Linked DNA regions of Homo sapiens: region 1 is linked to region 2. The links are chromatin loops, found by intact Hi-C in ENCODE. Cell type or tissue: PC-9. All regions are shown on one strand. Links, peaks and the distances in the headings refer to the core of each region. The heading gives the core; the rest is flanking DNA. Region 1 has its middle 100 kb from the start of SPATA31D4. Region 2 overlaps TLE1-DT (TLE1 divergent transcript).

What was found. Hi-C counts contacts between places; a loop is a spot of excess contacts. Peaks named below come from ENCODE experiments on the same cell type or tissue, not always from the same donor. Only the 100,000 strongest peaks of a DNase experiment are listed, where the experiment ranks them.
Region 1: a loop joins it to region 2, with 11 times the contacts of the local background. A loop is called at or near these places in 2 of 110 quality-filtered maps.

The regions. Positions count from the first base shown.
Region 1 is chr9:81,820,943-81,831,243 of GRCh38, reverse strand. No RefSeq gene overlaps it. Among named protein-coding and RNA genes, the nearest start is that of SPATA31D4, 100 kb to the left of the region's middle. In PC-9, for the core only: no CTCF peak of the experiment used is centred there; DNase peaks (open chromatin) are centred at 3,093, 5,243 and 5,983; H3K4me3 peaks cover 714 bases; H3K27ac peaks cover 2,066 bases.
Region 2 is chr9:81,732,578-81,742,878 of GRCh38, reverse strand. The region is part of intron 1 of TLE1-DT (TLE1 divergent transcript); the gene reads right to left. Among named protein-coding and RNA genes, the nearest start is that of TLE1-DT, 48 kb to the right of the region's middle. RefSeq lists a silencer at 8,547-8,708. In PC-9, for the core only: no CTCF peak of the experiment used is centred there; DNase peaks (open chromatin) are centred at 1,578 and 4,878; H3K4me3 peaks cover 444 bases; H3K27ac peaks cover 4,594 bases.

The DNA of each region.
Region 1 (10,301 bases), core at 1,242-9,241, 88 kb before region 2:
GTGCCTGTAATCCCAGCTACTCTGGAGGCTGAGGCAGGAGAATCACTTGAACCTGGGAGACAGAGGTTGCAGTGAGCCGAGATCACCTGTTGCAGTGAGCCGAGATCACGTCACTGCACTCCAGCCTGGGCGACAGAGCGAGACTCCGTCTCAAAATTAAAAAGAAAAAAAAAAAAGAAAGAAACTTGAGGTGACACTGAGCTAGCTAGGCAAGAGAGGCATAGGCATAAAATAAGGAAGGCCAACTTCCAGCTACTCACAAATCCAGAGGATGTGTTGTTTTACCTTCCACATTATTCACGTTAATGTCTGGAGCTGACGAGCAGAAAATATGACTGTTAGGATGTTGAGAGAAAGAGAAACATGACTCCACAGTGCATACATATTTCAAAACATGATGTTGTACACCATTACACAAATTGTATAAATATACACAATTTTTGTTTTTTGTTGAGACAGAGTCTCACTCTCTCGCCCAGGCTGGAGTGCAGTGGCGCAATCTCAGCTCACTGCACCCTCCACCTCCTGAGTTCAAGCAGTTCTCCTGACTCAGCCTCCCAGGTAGCTGGGATTATAAGCATGCACCACTATGCCCGGCTAACTGTTTTGTGTTTTTAGTAGAGACGGGGTTTCACCATGTGGGCCAGGCTGGTTTCGAATTCCTGACCTCAAGCGATTTGCGCACCTCAGCCTCCCATAGTGCTGGGATTACAGGAGTGAGCCACCACGCCTGGCCAAATATACACAATTTTTATTGGTCAAAATTTAAAAGAAAGCTATGAATGTAGTGGCAGGAAAGACTAGAAGTGAGGGATGGTCATTCCGACACTTGTCTCAGCTAAATCCAGGCTCAGCCTCTTGAGTGTCGCACTTTATCTTCAAATGGTGGACTCTGGCCGGCAATTTGGAATTTCTGGACTTCCTCTATTGCACTGAAGATATTTATTTGGGTAGTTGGGCCTCCTTCCTCTTAAAATGGTAACATAAAAAGTCTCTTGCCAGGTGTGGTGGCTCACACCTGTAATCCCAACATTTTGGGAGGCCAAGGAGTGAAGACTGCTTGAGGCCAGGATTTTGAGACCAGCCTGGGCAACAAAGCAAGACCCCTGTCTCTACAAAAATTATGGGCTTGGTGGCACACGCCTATAGTTTCAGCTATTCAGGAGACTGAGGCAGAAGGCTGAGGCGGGAAGATTGCTTGAGCCCAAAAGTTCCAGGCTGCAGTAAGTTATGATCACACCACTGCACTCCAGCCTGGGTGATAAACCAAGACTCTGTCTCTTAAAAAAAAAAGAAAAAAAACTCCCTTATTTCATAAGTTGGAGAAACTGCAGGAAAACTCAAAGACTGGAGAAGCCTAATATACAGTTTCCCTCAAACTTACTACGTTTTCCCTTCTTCCTTTCATTCTGTGTTCCTCCAACCCCCACCCTTTTTGTTGTTTTCCTGTAACTTATTCAGGCATCTTTTCCTGGAACCTATAGTGAACACAACCCTTTTAAACTGAGAAATTACTCTTGAAAATTTCTCAAGGCAAAATTCCTTCAATTCCAGCAATCATATAATAAACTCCTATTATGAGCAAAGCATCCCATTATGAGCTTTAGAGAATACAAAAACATGCAAGCCCTGTGTATTTAGTTATCTATTGGCGCATAACAAATTACCTCCGAATTTAGCAACTTAGAGCAATAAACATTTATCATCTCATAGTTTCTGTGGCTCAGGAATGGAGACACAGCTTAACTGGGTGGTTCTAGCTCAGGGTCACTCTTAAGGCTTCAAATCAAGGCTCTTCTCCTCGCAGCCTCACCCCAGAACCTCTCTAGCAGGACAGCTGGGCTTGTTTACGTGGTGGCTGGGCTGAGAGAGAGGGAGAGGAATTCAGTAAGTCTGGGATGGAGCATGAGAATTTGCATTTCAGGTGATGCTGATGGCCTGGGTCCAGGGACCTCACTCTGAGAAACACAGACTTGAGCAAAGGCTCAGAAGTACAGCATATTTGGAAAGTAGCAAATAGATCTTTTTATTTGTCAATTTGGACTGATTCAGTTAGTTTCCTGATCCTCTTAGAAACAGTGGAAATGAAAGGCATTAGTCTATACTTAAAGAATCTTTAAAAACTAGAAACTTTTGGTGCTGGGGGGTATTCAGAGAATATAAACCCATCATTCTACAAATGAGCAAAGTGAGGGTAAGAAGACAGGCTGAAACAAATCGTAACAGTTTTCTCTAAAGTTAAATGGGTTTGTGTGGTTCCCTCACTCAGGGGCTCCTGGAGGAAAGAAGGAGCCTCTTTGCCTTTGGAGTCTTAGTGCTTTCTGTTTGAAATGAGATAAAGAGTTTGTGATGGATTCTCCCAATAGACTACTCTCCCGTTATAAAATGCATATGCCCATACTTTGGCATAGAAGGGAGGCTGAAAGAACTCTCAGAAAATCTCTGAGTCCATTAGACAAGTTTCCCTGTGCAAATGGATCTATGTAGCTCCTTCCTGCCTTCTATGGGATGAGAAGCCTTAGTCACATTTCTGCCAACTCCAGAGAGGCTGTTGTCCTTTTTCTTTCACAATGCCTCAGGTGTATAAATTTGACTGCCTAAACTTGTCTGCAAAACTTGGATTTGGGACACTGTTCCTTTTTAAAATCCAAATAATTAGCAAAATAAAATCTAAATGCAAACTGGGATGAACCCATCTTGACTCCTGAAATATACTTTCTTTGGAAAGAGGGTAGTGAAGCTCTGCAGTTTACTGCTTGCAATGTGTGCACAAAATTAGCTTGGTTCTTTTGTTCTGTCGTCTGAGTTTTTGTCACCTTTTATTTGACTGTACTTAGGGAACAGTATGAAGGCATTTAAAAGAAGCCCAAAGGAATCTCATCTGCACATGCAAATATAAGTGTTTTTATCATGATTAAGCCAGCTACCCCTGGCTTCCTTTACCTTCACTCTTCCCCTAATTTACCACCTCTGCCCCACTCTAATACATAGTCCTGCACCCAAGAATATATATGTGCATGCATATTCTTATATAGAAGCAAAGATTCTAAAGGCAGCTGACCCATAACCCCCTTGTGGTTTCCACTTGTGGTTTCTGCATAAACTTACTTAAATACAGGTGTCTCTTTAGTTATGACATTCAGCGAAGTCCTAGAGTTCACAGCTCTCACTTCCTCAGAAGGGTAAGACCTGTCCCAAGGTTTAACCTTGAGTAAGAAGGTAAACTACAGATGGAGAGAGGGTAGCCAAAACCTCACTGCTGCTTCTTTCATACTTAAACCTGGTTTCTGAGCCTACGTTTGTTAAGTCGTATGAAAGGATGCCACATAGCTAATGTCTTCCTTCGAGAAAGCTAAGAGGTCAGAGTGGCAGACTGTAAATTCATTTGATTCATTGCCTTTACCAGTTCAACCACAAATTGTTTTCTCCCACTGGGCACCATTTAATAAGCCATATCAGGTGCACAATGGAAACAGCAAACCACAGATAGAAAGGGATCACATCTTGTAAGGAAGTGCATGGGTCAGACCTGCCTTCCCACTTCCCAGCTCTTTGGTTTGGGCTTGGCCAAGTCACTTAACATTGCCCCAACTGAGGCTCCTCGTTTGGGCCTTGGTTTCTCCACTTGGGAAATGGAGTTGTCCTGCAGGTCAGGGACACTATGTGAAAATCCAAATCACCTGGTACTATCACCTATCACCCACCTCACTCAGCAGGTGTTCAATAAATGGTAGTCGTGATGGACCCAGGCAGTAAATGAAACATATGATTTTTCTCCCAAAGAAGCTCAGAATCTTTGTCTATGTTTTACCAGCTTAATTTTGTTTTTCCCTGGCTGAGAACCACTTTGTGTATCCTACTCTCAATTCCTGCTAAACTAGAGAAAGGCAAAGTTACATGAACACGAATCTAGAGTCAGCTTCTGACTGAAAACCTCTGCTATTGCACTGATGAGCTCTGGAATGCTTTTCCCAAGCAAGATGGAGTTATTAACAATAACATTATGTTCTAAGTCATTAGTAAGGACCTGTCAGAAAGGAATCAGTCCCTGCATCTTCTGGGGTTTGATAGAAAAAAAAAAAAGAATTAAAAAATGTTGGAGGCTGAAGCATCAGCAACTGACATATATTCATCTGAAACAAAGACAACTTTTTAAAAAAGGAATCTGTGGTGCACACAGACCTGGAAAGAAAGACACTTTGGCTGCGAAATCCCCCCATCTTCTCTGGGGAGACTCCTGCCTCCGCCTGCTGTTCATCAGCCCTGATTTTGATGGGGCGATTTTTAGTCAGCTGCCTCGATCATTTTGGCACAGACAAAAATCCTTTAAAAAATGTTACACTTCATCAAAGTGTATCATGAGACTTCACGGTCATTATCTCAATGGCCGCTCTGATGTGCTACAATTGGCAGAGACACAAACGGTAGGGGGTGTATGAGAAGAAAGCCAGCGTTTCATGCGGAAAGCTGGCAGGCCTCGCCAAGCTTCTGTCAACAACTCCGCGGTCTGATCCGATGCACTGAGCGTGCTGATGATGCTCTTGTTTCTGGAGGAAGTAAACAAGAAAATGAATTCCACCGCGCAACACAGCCTCTTTGTATCTTCAAAATGGTGTGACTGGACTTGGGCCAGCTGCGTTGAAAGTTGGGCCATTTATGTCATCAGGGCCCCAGTACTGATGGAGGCTTTGATTACGACTTGGACCCAGCTGTAAGACCCTTCGGGGGCAGCCACTCAGCAAATAAAGGCATTGATTGGTTGTTGGGTCAATTTAGCCATAAGGGGACAGAGCATGGCTCTTTTGAAAAGCCTAATGGATTAGCTACACAACCAGTCCCACTGTAGGCCTTATTTTTCAAGTAACTTCATGACAGTTTTCCAGCTTGGCAGGGAACCCTCCTCCAGAGCAAGCTTCAGAGCTGTTCTTGTTATCAATAGTGGGGCTCAAAGGATTAGACACAGCGGGCTTTACAATTTAATGAAAACAGCTGTTGAAACAACAATTACTGCAAACAGTAGTTTGCATGGAAAACTATTAATTATGTAAAGTTATGCAGAAAGTGGAATACTCTTTTATTCAGGGCCTTCTAAAACCAACTGATGAGGACAACGTGGAGCCACCTTCCATTCTGTGCCTCTCAAGTGCCAGGAAGTGGGGGTGCTTGTAGGAAGGGGCTCCATGGTGTGTGAGCTGCATGTAAGTAGAGCTCCAGGCTGCCACTTCACTGCAAAGTGAGTCAGAGGTAAAATATTGAGGAAAAGAATGTCCATTCAACTTACATTACCTTGGGTACCTCAGGTCTTCTCATACCAACTCAGGACTGCGTTTTCACAAGAATCTGAAATTCCATTTGAGTCTTAGTGGTTGGGGTCTCAACTTTAGCTTTTTTGAATAAAACCACTTCTATAATATGCTCTCCTTCAGGCCTCACTCACCCTAAGGAGACAATGCTGAAAAAATGATGGAGCCCCTTGTTCTCTGGACTAAATCAACTTTAATTACTTTATTATGATCCAATGTGGACTCGCAACCATTCCCCTTCCACCTTCATTCCCTCCTCCTCGAAATGTACAGTTCATCTTCTCCTTCCACTCTCTCAGCTTGCTGGGGCTTTTAAATTCATTGCTTCTCTCTTTGCAATTTCCATCCTTGACTAACAGTGCTGGGAATTGACTTACGGCCCTTCGCCTACCCTGTGCTCCACATCTCACTTTCCTCCCCGTCCGGGAATCACCAAGCCAAGAAGTCCCATTAAGAAGGTTATTAACTGTATACATAAACATTGCCTCCTGCCTATGGTTAGATTTATTTCTCATCACTTCCAAGTAACTGGTTTTAACACTCTTTCCAGCACGCCCAACACCTTTTATTTGACTATATTGTTTTAGAAAGGCCTTTGGGAATTTAGCTAATTTCATGCTGGAACTTAATAAGTGGGATTTGACACTCTTTGATAATTCCAAAACCATTAGTCAAGTCTCACTCCCTTCAGGGAAAGAATGAAAGCTTTATTAGTCATAGGGTCTCTATTCTAAACATGTCACCTGAATTTAGTAGTGTATCTGTGCTGAAATGCAATTGACTTTGTGATTGAATAGAACTTTCCCTGAAACTACAAGAAAGCTGTCACTGGCTATCAACAGCAAGAGAGCATCTGCCTTTTTCTGAAAATTTTCACTGGGTTCACATGTGCATTTTGAAATAATTCAGTGAATTTAATTTATCAACCTCTGCATGTTAATAAAATGAGAAGCACACACCCACACACCCACACCAACACTCTAATTCTCTCTGAGGACTTAGTTCAGTCTTTTCTTCACCCAAGATACAAGAATAGAGAATAATTTCCTTCCCCTCTTCTGACAGTTTAAAAAAAAATTTTTTTTTTTTTGAGATGGAGTCTCAGTCTGCCACCCAGGCTGGAGGGCAGTGGCACGATTTTGGCTCACTGCAAGCTCCACCTCCCGGGTTCACGCCATTCTCCTGCCTCAGCCTCCCCAGTAGCTGGGACTACAGGCGCCCACCACCATGCCCGGCTAATTTTTTTTGTATTTTAGTAGAGACAGGGTTTCACTGTGTTAGTCAGGATGGTCTCGATCTCCTGACCTCATGATCTTCCTGCCTCGGCCTCCCAAAGTGCTGGGATTACAGGCATGAGCCAGTTTAAAAAACCTTGAAAGATCATACCTCCAGAAAGCCCCAGAGCATAATTGAGTGTGCAAATGAAATTCATTACTATGGTCACAAACAATAATCCAATTAACATGTATTTGTGTAATGCCTTTAAAATCATTCTAAACTCAAGAACACATTCATCTTTGAAGTACAATGCCAGCTCAGTGCCATGTCCCAGCATACTCCAGTTCACACTTTGCACTGGAGATTACAAAACAGCATCAAGATTGCAAAAGCAATTATTCCAGTTATCCAGATGTGATTTTTCAATCATTGTAGGATTTTTTTTTTTTTTTTTTTAAGCAGTTCTTATTACGTGGCACAGATCGCAGCGCTCATGCTGGCTCGGTGCTTACATCTCTTCATTATTAATTCAGCTCATGGAGCTTAATTGGACAAGGCTAGAGCGAATTTGACAAACATCACAGCAGCAGAAAAAGCAATCACTCTTTCAAGATGAAAATTTGTTTGATGTCTTACTGTGTAACTCATTTACTCTCCTCGGGAGTCATGTGACCTGAATGTTAATCAGCCATTGATTGGTTTCTCTCCTTGGACAGTCACGTGACCCGAATATTAATGGGCTGGCACTCCGTAGCTGTACTGTTAGGCAACCTTGTGATTGGCTGCCAGGTTAAGATACGGAGATAAGTGGGTGCTTGATGAGCACTTGACAGAACTTCACAGAAAATTAAGGCCCTAAAATAGCATGAGAAAGTCTTGTCAAATCAAGCATGATTATCACTGAATGCTTAAGGAATTCATCATCTGCATGAAATTGATACACTTCAGCACCAACAGGCCCTGTAGTCAGCAGGGACTCGTCAGATTTTTATTTATATGTGTTCACCAAATCACATTAATTCTGAGAGCTAAAACATGCTAAGGATGAAGGTTATTTTCTGTTCAATCTAATTTATCTATGACAATAATCATCACTAATAATGTGTCAAATTGGATTGCAGTCATTTTATGCATGCATGCTGATTTGGAAAATAGTGTTAAACCATCCCGCAGTAATTAACAACCGGTAAAGGTATGCCGAGCCCAAAGTAATCAGCCTATCTAGATGGAAAATTAAGTTTTATAGAATGGATTTATAGATACATATCCTTATTTAATTCAGAATATAAATTATTCCTGGTAAAAGCCGACATCATTTTTATAACACCATTAAGGCCAATAACCATTGAGGGACTCGCATCCTTAATTTGCTCTATCCTTCATTTTTTCTCTCATTTTCTGTGGTTAACTTTCTAATGGGTGTGACTTCCTTATTGGCAAGTCCTCATTTTAGCAGGGTTTGGTAGGGCTAAGAGATGAATGAATATGCATTGGTGTAAGTGTTAATCATGGATGAAGGAAGCCACATCATACCTCTTAATACACAATGCCTTATAATTACTGGTGGGGGCTGGGAGGTGGGCAGTGAGGAGAATACAAAGAGCGGGGTGGAGCTAGACTTTGGCCTTTTGGTGTTTCTCTATTATTTCTCCTCACAAAAGAACAATAGGAAATTTTGCAGATTGACTCATAAAGGATTAATGTTTCTTGGGGAATCACTTAAGCCTAAATTGCTTTTGTTGAAATACCTTTTATGGAACAGAAGTTGTTTTTTTGGTGGTTTTTTTCTCTCTAACTTCCTGACTTATAGGGCATTTTTGGAGCAATGGAGGGTTGGAGTCATGGAATCTTAAAGAAATGTTTATACACTTTGCTGAGTGTGGCTAAAATATTTGAGAAGAGAATTACACCTCTAAAAAAGGGGAGAAATATCTATGTATAAACTGTTGTTTCTTTCCCATAACTCCCCCAACCCGGTCTTAATCCCTGAGCCACCAGCACTGCCCATTCTCTCCCTGTCTCTCAGGAGGTCTCTTTATTGATTAAATGAATCTGCTCCAAAGGCTGGCTCCCAGGCTCTTTGATCTAATCCGATCTGATTTTATCCTATCGCTTCAGCAGGACATCGGGGAATTAACAATAAGCAGCTTTACCACAAGTGTTTAATAACTCAACACAATCTCCTTATGGCTCCGAGCTGCTCAAGTTCCCACCCAGTCCACGGCAAACAGTGTAACAGATTGGCCATCCCCCCCTGAACCTGAGGAATTTTCATGCACTGTGAAACTAATCGCTTCAAGTTCCTTCATAAATCACACAAAGCAGATTTCAGCATCTTAACAAATTGAAAAAAAAAAAGAAAAACAAAACCCCAAAGGTGGAGGGGGAGAAGGGCTGGCAGAGAGGGCTCACCCTCCAGCTAAAAGTGGGTGGGAGGATATTGCAGAGAGGGGAAGGCCCAGAAATAAATTAACTTCTGTCCTCTCGTTCAATATGTTTCTCATCTCTTTATATATATATATATATTTTTTTTTTTTTTTTTTTTTTTTTTTTTTTTTGAGACGGAGTCTCCCTCTGTCGCCCAGGCTGGAGTGCAGTGGCGCGATCTCGGCTCATTGCAAGCTCCGCCTCCCGGGTTCACGCCATTCTCCTGCCTCAGCCTCCCAAGTAGCTGGGACTACAGGCGCCCGCCACTACGCCCGGCTAATTTTTGTATTTTTAGTAGAGACGGGGTTTCACCGTTTTTTTAGCCGGGATGGTCTCGATCTCCTGACCTCGTGATCCGCCCGCCTCGGCCTCCCAAAGTGCTGGGATTACAGGCGTGTGCCACCGCGCCCGGCCATCTCTTTATATTTTAACATGAATAAAATAATGTGGGCAGGCTCAAACCTAACCATGCTCCAAACCTGCAATGACCTTATTTTTTTTCCACTGTGATGAAAACGATGTGGTTTCAACCACAGGCCTCTTATTGCTGTTCCTGTGTCAGCCTTGAAATATGTAAGAAGCATACAATTAAACTAGGTCTGTGAGTCCTCCGTGATACAGACAGCAGAGAGGCTAGGCTGAAGTGGTGTGTCCCCTGGATTTCAAACCAGCATGCATGCATACAGGGGTGTCTTAAATGATCACTCGAGGTTGGGCACAGTGGCTCACGCCTATAATCCCAACACTTTGGGAGGGTAAGTCAGGTGGATCACCTGAGGTCAGGAGTTTGAGACCAGCCTGGCCAACATGGCAAAACCCTGTCTCTACTAAAAACACAAACATTAGCTGGGCATGGTGGTGCGTGCCTGTAATCCCAGCTACTAGGGGGGCCGAGGCAGGAGGATCGCTCAAACCTGGGAGGCGGAGGTTGCAGTGAGCCAAGATTGTGCCACTATACTCCAGCCAGGGCAACAGAGCAAGACTCTGTCTTAGAAAAAAAAAAATCACTCAATTACAAAAAGCCGTTCTTGAAATATTTTTACCCCCTATATATATTCCTATCTCTACATTGCAAAAGCAGAACTTATTTAATATCTTCCTCCCCACCAGAAAAAAATGCACCATGTCCCTCTAGTCTAAATATAAAATGCATAATATATAAAGTTGATCTTCTACTTTTCCAAGGCAGAAATTTCAATGCAATGGCTTACCCTTCTGCCAAAACAGTGCTGGGAGTCTATGAGAAACTGGGAGAGGAAATAGGCTTTAGAAAGCAGCCAGATTATTAGTGCCATGGGGGAAATATCACTCTAGCAGTAATCTAAAATAAAACATCTTTTCGTTGCTCTATTT
Region 2 (10,301 bases), core at 674-8,673:
GCTATTATTGAAAAGTTATGTAAATTTAAATCTAGAAGTGGTTCAATGGACTTTTATGTTGTTAACTTATTATTGTTATTATTATTATTTGAGATGTAGTCTCACTCACTCTATCACCCAGGCAGGAGTGCAATGGCACGATCTTGGCTCACTGCAACCTCCAGCTCCCAGGTTCAAGCGATTCTCATGTCTCAGCCTCCTGAGTAGCAAAGATTACAGATGCCTGCCATCACACTCGGTTAATTTTTGTATTTTTAGTAGAGATGGGGTTTCACCATGTTGGTCAGGCTGGTCTTGAACTCCTGGCCACAAGTAATCCACCTGCCTTGGCCTCGCAAAGTGCTGCAATTACAGGCGTGAGCCACTGCACCTGGCTGATGTTGTTATTTTAATTTCAATTGTAATTTTAAATTAATTAATTAATTTTTTAAGACAGTGTCTCACCCTGCATGATCATAGCTCATCTCAATTATTTAAAAATGTATTTAAGGGGCCAGGCGCAGTGGTTCACGCCTGTAATCCCAGCACTTTCGGAGGCCGAGGTGGGTGGATCACCTGAGGTCAGAAGTTCAAGACCAGGCTGCTCAACATGGTGAAACCCCGTCTCTACTAAATATACAAAAATTAGCCAGATGTGGTGGCGGATGCCTGTAATCCCAGCTACTCGGGAGGCTGAGGCAGGAGAATCACTTGAACCCAGGAGGCAGAGGTTGCAGTGAGCTGAGATCGTGCCATTGTGCTTCAGCCTGGGCAACAAGAGCAAAACTTTGTCTCAAAAAAAAAAAAGTTCTTTAAATAAAAAAAATAATAATATTTTGTAGAGGTGAGGTCTTACTTTGTTGCCCAGGCTGGTCTCAAGCTCCTGGGCTCTAGTGATCTTCCCACCTCAAGTTCTCAAAGTACCGGGATTACAGGTGTGAGCTACCACCCCCGGCCTATTATTTTAATTTTTAGAGTTACAATGTATAAATAGTTTTTATTCTATAACAAGGTCATCTAAGGAGCAAGTTCCAGTGAGCATTTAATTCAGTGAGAACAATAACCCAATCTTGAAAATATATTCTTTTGGAACAGAAGTCAGAGACAATAAAACACTAGATAAAGGCCACATGGCCGTGTACCAAGCTATTAAATTTTGGAGACAGTACTCTGTGAAATATCAAAGATAATTCCGGGAAAATTTAAGAGAGTATTAAAGCAAATACAACTTTAAGTTTGCAAATACAATCTTATAACTGGGCATGGATAATGAAATGGAAAAAATGCTATGGCTGCAAGATCATTCGTAACACAATGTGTCCTTATGCTACAGAGATTGTCTGCACCTGTGCTCTGAGATTATACCCCCATGACCATACAGATCTGCCTATAAAAAAACTACTCATGAATTATGCATGCTTTGAATATATGAAGTGTTTGGAAAAAATCACTCTTCTTTCCAATTTCTTGGTTATCTAATGGCCTCCAGGTATAAAAGATAAGAATTTAGCTCATTTATGTTTTCTTCTTCCTCCCAATTCCTTCAGTGTTAGGTAGTTATGTCATTATTTTTAAGTTTTGTTGTGGTTACCCTTTAACTTAAAATAGTATGCTACACATCAATTTTTCATTCCAAAAACTTGAGTCAGTATCCTGACTTCAGATTATAGAAGTTGCAGGTATCTATGATACTATCCTTCTCTTCATATTTCCTTCTTTCCACTTCCCACCTTTTGTCAGCTATACTTTTATATTATGAAGAATAATGCTTGCCTTTTTTTGCAAAATAATCAAGATCTTCCTTTCTTTGTCCTTAAGTTGACTGTAAAGGATGAACTTTAACTTAGAAGATGAATACATTCTAGAGATCTAATATACAGGATGGTGACTGTAGTTAAAACAACAACAACAAAAAGTAATTACATTAGTAAGACTACATCAATATTGTGCACTGCTGAACTAGGTAGCATATTAGGAATGCAATTTTCCTTTCTATGAGGGCAGTGTCATATCTTCATATGTTTATCATACCCTTCATATATTCAATGAAAAATGTCTTAGCACCATGTACTAGTCTTTTTCTTACACTCCCTAAATTACTGAAAATTATATGTTATTCTTCTAAATTGGGCCATAACATACTCAACTGGCTTTTTGTTTTTCTGGAATTATTAATTGCCTATCTTTTTATTGACTAAATATATAGTTTATCATATACTAAAACTTTTGTTGTTGTTGTTCTCCTAGTAACACTATGGACTACATGCAATTCTTTTGTCCCAGAGTCCTTCTCTTTGGCACTCTTTGTCCTCCTACTTCAAAATGGATGATTTTTTTTTTTTTTTTATCACACACTACTTTCCTTTCTCGTGTTAGAAAGATCCCTTGCCTTAATCTTTCTTGGGTAACTTCTTCATCCTGCTGGAATACATGCTCAAATAACTTAAAAAAGGAGTCTTTCCAAGTAAATTTTACAAGTCCTGGTTTGTATGAAACACCAACATTCTACCCTCACAGTTGATTGATAGGTAGGCTGGATATGTAAATTAGTTTCAAATTTAATTTCTCCCAGAACTGAAAGGACTACTCTATTATTTTCCAGCAGCCAGAGATGTTAATGAGAATTTGGCTGTTCAATTTACATTCCTCTATAGGTGGCCTAATTTTTCCTTCTCAAAGCTTTCAAAAATTTTGTTTATTCTTAGAGTTCTAAAATTTTACAAAATTATGTCCAAGTGGGTTATCTTCCCCATTTATCACAGTTGGCACTTAGAGGGTTATTTTAATGTAAAAATGTGTCCTTTTCTCGGAAATTTTCTTATATAATTTCTCGAGTAATGTCCCTTATACCGTTTTGTCTGTTCTCCACTTCTGGATCTCATATTACTTAGCTGTTGGACCCCTTAAATGAGTTTTTACATCTTCTATTTTCTGTCATATTTCTCATCAGTGATGGAGAATGCCATCTTCACCTCACTACTGTCATCTTTGTCTACATCAATTGATTAAAATAATAATAACAATGGCCAGGCACGGTGGCTCACGCCTGTAATCCCAGCACTTTGGGAGGCCGAGGCGGGCAGATCACGAGGTCAGGAGATCAAGACCATCCTGGCTAACATGGTGAAACCCCGTCTCTACTAAAAATACAAAAAATTAGCTGGGCGTAGTGGCGGGTGCCTGTAGTCCCAGCTACTCGGGAGGCTGAGGCAGGAGAATGGCATGAACCCAGGAGGCGGAGACTGCAGTGAGCGGAGATCACGCCACTGCACTCCAGCCTGGGCGACAGAGCGAGACTCCGTCTCAAAAAAAATAAATAAATAAAAAATAAAATAATAATAATAATAATAATAATAATAATAATAACAACTACTACTAATACCTATGTCAACCTGGAGTAGAATCCTTGTTTTTACCATTTTGAGGGTTTTACCCAGAATCATGCCTACCCAACTGCTGTTCAAGTAGCATCCTCTCAGAAGATTGATGCTGAAAAAGCCAGGAAATGGAATATTTTAAATAAAAAAATGAAAATTAAAAACCTTATTGAAGTCCAGTTGTAGATATTGCTTTCCCCTCTTCTGCCAGGCTCATCACTCTATCATAGATAAAATTAAATTGGTGTGGCATAATTTGCACTTCACAAAATCACGTTGATTACGACCCAGTAGCTTGTACTCTTCTAGGTGGTTGCAAATTGATTGTTTGATGATTTGCTCTTGTATCTTCCCAGGTATCCAAGATAAACTGAATAGTCTATAATTACTACAGCTGTCCTTTTCCCTCTTTTAAAAAACAGGTACTCCATCTGCTGATTTTACTTGTCAGGACCTTCTTCTGTCCAACCTTCATTTTCTAAAATAAAGGCTGGTGGTCTTGCAATTATATTTGCCAATTCCTTAAGTGTCCTGGGATGCGAGTAATCAAGCCCTGCTGATTTGAATGTACCAAGCTTTCTGAAGTGCTCTTCAATCACTTCTTTCTCCTTGTTTGCCTTTGCACCTCCAAGATGATAGCACTTAATCCAGTTTAGTTTCCTTATCATTGCTGATTAAAAAGGAAAATGAAACAGGTTAAAAACACAGTGAAAGCCTCTGCTATTACAGTTCTTTGTTAATAGTTTTTATTTAGCAGTATCTGTTGATAGTATTTTTTTTTAGTAGTTTTAGTGGTTGCATTTTACATCCTATAGAGCAAATTCCTGCCGGTATTCTTCCTTCCATTTTTTCTCCCTTCCTGCCTCATTCATTCCTTCCTTTCTTCTTCCCTCCCTCCTATTTTCCCTCCTTCCTTCTCTCTATCTCTTTCTTTCTTTTAAATTTCTTACAGAGGATAAGATAAGGGGAAGGGAGGAAAAAAAGAGGCCAAGAATCCCACATCACATTATGACCAAGACATCTACTAATCACCAAATGCCCACATGCTCCCCACAATTTCTCAGCCTGTTTGTAGCTGGAGTGAGGGGGCACATGACTAGTTCTGGTTAATAGGTACTGAAGACCTATGAGTCCCCAGGATCTCTTTCCTCTGCACCAGTTAGCTAGAAGTCACATGTTCTGGATGGTGAACCAACAAAAGGCAAGCAGCGTGGACCCCTGAGTCACCATTAGAAGGCCGCAGTCCTGGAGTGTCATCAGATCCCCAGGGGACTATGTGTTAAGCCACAGATATTTGGGCGTTTGTTTTTTCTAGCTTATCATCACTAATACAGTACCAATTTCTGGGTTAATCAGATTAGGCTAGGTTTTTGCCAAGGGAACAAATTAACCCTGAAATCTAAGTGGCTTAACATGACAAAGGTTTGTTTCTTACTCATGGTATGTGGTAGCTAGTCTCCAAAAAGGGCTCCCAATGACTCTTCCCTCCTGGCAATCGCACCCTTGGAAAGTTACCTCCCACTCTGACTCTGCACGATCTCATGACTCATTTTAAACAAGGAAGTGTACAGAAATAAGTGTGGCAGAAGTGACACTGTGGCTCTCCCCAGTGCCTTAGAAATCCGGGCACTTCCTGATACTGCATTTGGAGCCATTCACAATATAAAATATCTGAAGAATGAACCTCTATGCAGAGGAGCACCAAAGTGCCAGACATAAGCAAAGAAGCATCTTTAGTTCAATCACAGTCAAGCTTCCTAAGCACCCCAGACCCAGGCACCATCTGAACACAACCACAGGACAGACTCTAAGCGAGACTGTAAGAACTCCCCAGGTGAGCCCAGCCAACTCATAAAATTGGAGAAGTAACAACAAATTGTTGTTTTAAACCATTTTGTATGGGATAGCTTGTTAGGCAGTAGTAGCAAACTGAAGCATCGTACATACCCAGTGTGGGTGAATGGGCATTGGGCTCCACACAGACATTCATGGAAACAGGTTGATATGGGTTACACCATCTTGTATCTGCACCATTGGGAATGCGACCTCTCTGATGGCAGTAGTAAGGGAAGAGAGGGCTGAGGGGTTCCACAACTTTTAAATGTTTCCATCTCTGCTCCCAGTCCATTGGCCGATGAGAATTATCAGGGAGTAAATGGAGATTCAATGCACATTACATGACTCTGCCACAGACCTTGCCAATAAAATTTGCCCTTGTTTCCTATAGTATTATAAGAAGGCTTATCCAAGTACCTACCACCCAACTGGCTTTCCAAGAATTATAAACAATGATGTAGGACTCGCTCATACATCTCACAGAACCAACTGGGTGTATCTCCTCCCAACTTCGCATTCTGTGATGCCATGTGGTAGCCAGAAGTCAAACATGGTAGAAATATTTGCACCATATAGCTTGGCAAATGCTACAAATCAGGGCTTTCTTCCCATGTATCTAGTTACACCAGATCCAAAATATACCTACTATTCAGGCTGCCTCTATATTCATGCATATTTGTTTATTATTATAGGTAGAATTTTTTAAGCTAGCCATTGATGGTCTCATTTCTTTCCCTATTGCAAACAGACCAATCTATGAAGTGAAGATGTTAACATAAACCTGATTAACCTTTTATTAATAATAAAAAGATGGCTGTTTGAAGTTTCTTCTATATAACCAGAATGTGCATATTTTAATACACAGACACTATGTTAATATTCACATTAGTACAGTATTGGAAATGTTGCTATAAAAGAAGTATTAAATGTACCTATTTTCAGTCAGCATCAACAAGGTTTTCACCCCTCCAGTAATTATTGCATCTAATGACACTGTCATAGCTACTGATTCATTCTGGAAGCTTCAGTATCTTTTAGGCTTTAGAGTTTATAAGACTAAACTCCTTTATTTTAAGCCTTGCTGAAAGAGTTAATTCAGTGTTCTGTTCTAGTTCACCAACTCTTTATTCCCAAACCTTCACCCTCCACATACAAACAATCAGGAGAAAGGCCATCAATAAGGTTTCAGCTTCTATTACGGGATATGAAGCAATAACATTTTAAATAGCACCTAGGAGGCCTGGAGGAATGAATACATCTTTCAGCAGTCTCTACTTTATAGCTCTGAAGTATTTTGAACCCTGAAAATCTGGATTATTTACGAGGAGATTGAGAAGGGTCCAGTTGGAGGGAAACCTCATTTCTTGTTTCTCATACAAACAAGAAAGGGTATGCTTTGATAAGGTTTGAATCTGTGTCCCTTCCCAAATTTCATGTCAAACTGTAACCCCCAATGTTGGAGGTGGGACCTGGTAGGAGGTGACTGGATTTTGGGAGCAGTTTCTCACGAATGCTTTAGCACTATCCCCTCGGGGCTGTTCTTGTGATAGTGAGCTATCATGAGATCTAGTTATTTAAAAGCGTGTAGCACCTGGCCGGGCGCGGTGGCTCATGCCTGTAATCCCAGCACTTTGGGAGGCCGAGGCGGGTGTATCACAAGATCAGGAGATCGAGACAATCCTGGCTAACGCGGTGAAACCCGGTCTCTAGTAAAAATACAAAAAATTAGCCAGGCGAGGTGGCGGGTGCCCGTAGTCCCAGCTACTCAGGAGGCTGAGGCAGGAGAATGGCGAGAACCGGAGAGGCAGAGTTTGCAGCAAGCTGAGGTCGCGCCACTGCACTCCAGCCCGGGCGACAGAGCGAGACTCTGTCTCAAAAAAAAAAAAAAAAAAAAGTGTGTAGCACCTCCCCCACCCCCAGCCCTTGCTTCTGCTCCAGCCACGTAAGGTGTGTCTGCTTTCCCTCCGCACCTTCTGCCATGATTGTAAGTTTTCTGAGGGCTCCCCAGAAGCAGAAACAACCTTGCCTCCTATACAGCCTGTGAAATCATGAGCCAATGAAACCTATTTTCTTTATAAATTACCCAGTCTCTAGTCTTTTTCTTTCTTTCCTTTCTTCCTTCCTCTCTCTCTCTCTTTCTCTCTTTCTTTCTTTCTTACTTATTTGAGACAGAGTCTCGCTCTTTTGCCCAGGCTGGAGTGCAGTGGCGCAATCTGGGCTCACTGCAACCTCCGCCTCCCAGGTGCAAACGATTCTCCTGCCTCAGCCACCCGAGTAGCTGGGACTACAGGTGCCTGCCACCACGTTTGGCTAATTTTTTGTATTTTTTAGCAGAGACTGGGTTTCACCGTGTTAGAAAGGAGGGTCTCCATCTCCTGACCTCGTGATCCACCCACCTCGGCCTCCCAAAGTGCTGGGATTACAGGCGTGAGCCACCGCGCCCAGCCTCCAGTATTTCATTATAGCAATTCAAGAACGAACTAATACATGCTTACAAGTAACATTTGAAAACAAGATGACTAGAAACCTTTCATTACAAATAACAAGGGATTTGAACTTGATTCATGCCAAATTATGTAGTAAAATAAAACACAGGACAATTACAGAACGAAAGACCAGTCATCTTTAAAATGCTGCTTCTTGGATAGAATTCAGTGAGACTACCTACGGATGAGTTTGATGTTCATCAATTCAGAGCAGGAGGGTAAAGAAAGAATTATCACTACACCCACCAACCCATTTCCCATCACAACACTGATAATTTTCTAGGAATTCTAATGCCTTTTTTATTTTTTGGGATTAATCCACATTTTTTTTTCTTTTTCCTTTTTCTCTTTTGAGACAGGGTCTCACTCTGTCACCCAGGCGGGGGTGCAGTGGTGAGATCATAGCTCACTGCAGCCTCGATCTTCTGGGCTCAAGTGATCCTTTCACCTTAGCCTGGAACTTCAGGCTGCACCGTAGCTGGAACTTCAGGCATATGCCACCGTACTCAGCTAATTAATCCACATGTTAATCAACATTCGTTTGTTTACAAGTATCACTGATTGTATTTTCCAAAGATGGACACCTAATATACCTTCTGGCCACACGCTCATTTTAAAATGTAATGCTGGCCGGGCGCAGTGGCTTACGCCTGTAATCCCTGCATTTTGGGAGGCCCAGGCAGGCGGATCACAAGGTCAGGAGATCGAGACCATCCTGGCTAACACGTTGAAACCTCATCTCTACTAAAAATACAAAAAATTAGCAGGGCATGGTGGCAGGAACCTGTAATCCCAGCTGCTTGGGAGGCCTGAGACAGGAGAATCACTTGAACCCGGGAGGCAGAGGTTGCAGTGAACTGAGAATGCACCACTGCACTCCAGCCTGGACAACAAGAGCAAAACTCCGTCTCAAAAAAAAAAAATGTGATGCTGACATTCCTTCACTGAGAGATGGGGTCCCCCAACCAAGGTGGATCTTTGTAACTGCTTCCACAAATAGAATGAGATCAAATGATATTCCATGGCTTCGGAGGCTGGGTACTAAAAGGCGATGTGGCTTCCACCTGTCCCTCTCTCCTTGGGACCTGTGCATTTGGAGCCCTTAGCCTCCATGGGAAAGTTCATCTATCCTGAAGCTACCATGATAAGAGACCACAGAGAAACAGAGCGGTTCCTATGCAGCCCCAACTCTTCCAGCCCCAACTGCTTGGGTCTTTGCAACCCAGGAATCAGGCATGTGTGAGTGTTATACAGTGTCAGCCCCCAGCCTTCAAGCTGTCAGCTGAAACCAAGTTGGAGTGGAAACGAGCTGTCCATGCTAAGCTTTGCTCAAATTACAGATCTGTAAGAAACGTAAGTGTTGCTCTTGTTTTAAGCCACTGAATTTTGCAGCCATTGTTTCTGAAACAGCAAGTAACAGATGCCCTTCAAGCTAGCATCAGCAACATGTTGAAGAAAGTTATAGTATGAAGGTCTACAATCATCTGAGGAGCCCAAAAATAAGAGGAACAGCTGGGTCTCATGATGGGTTGACCAGAACCTAAACCAGAAGACCAGCAGAAGTCAAGTCAGCTACTTTGCTCCAGTGCCCTCCTCTCTGTGCCTCCATGGTCTTCTCTGGTCTCTTACTTTGTGGCCCTCCTCTCTGCCTCTCGGCACGTCAACTTCCTTCCTTCTCTCTGCAGTCTGGTGTTGTGTGTTTCTTCTTGACTGTGATGCAATGCCAAAGCTCTTCAGTTGAGATGCCCTTAGTTTAAGAGACCAGCCTATACTAACTTGCATCCTTTCTCTCCAGTGAAAAATTCTTGGGATAGATGATCTAATTGGCCAGCCTGAGTCAGATGTCTCTTTCCGGTCCAATCAGATGACACTGGGGCAAGGCCACATTGCACCAACATGACTGCCACTCCCGCTGCCCAGCTCCCTGTGAAAATTCTTAGAAAGGGGCTCAGAGGCTCCCAAACATAGCAATACATCCGATGCCTGAATATTAGAAGGCATTTTGGATAGTCTTATCCATGTGTAAAAATCTACCACAGCCAGGCATGGTGGCTCACACCTGTAATCCCAGAACTTTGGGAGGCCGAGGCGGGCGGATCACCTGAGGTCTGGAGTTTGAGACCAGCTTGACCAAAATGGAGAAACTTCAACTCTACTAAAAACACAAAATTAGCCGGGCATGGTGGTGCAGGCCTGTAATCCCAGCTACTCGGGAGGCTGAGACAGAAGAATCGCTTGAACCCGGGAGGCAGAGGTTGTGAGTTGAGATTGTGTCATTGCACTCCAGCCTGGGCAACAAGAGTGAAACTCCGTCTCAAAAACAACAACAACAACAACAAAACCCTACCACAGACTCCCCTGTAAATTGCTTTTTGCTTTATTTACAAATATGCTTAGATAAGTGTATGCCAGCCCCTTCCTCATTCCCAGCCCATTCTCACAGGTATTTGAAAGGGCACTTCTGGATCTCCACAAGAAGGTGGTGGATTCGAATGATGTAACCTCAAGAAACGGAACTCAATGATTGATTTCTCTTATATTTATTGTTTTAGGTTTATCTTATAATGTGAAGTTGGCACCTTACTTTCTTTTTTCTTTTTTTTTTTGAGACAGAGTCTTACTC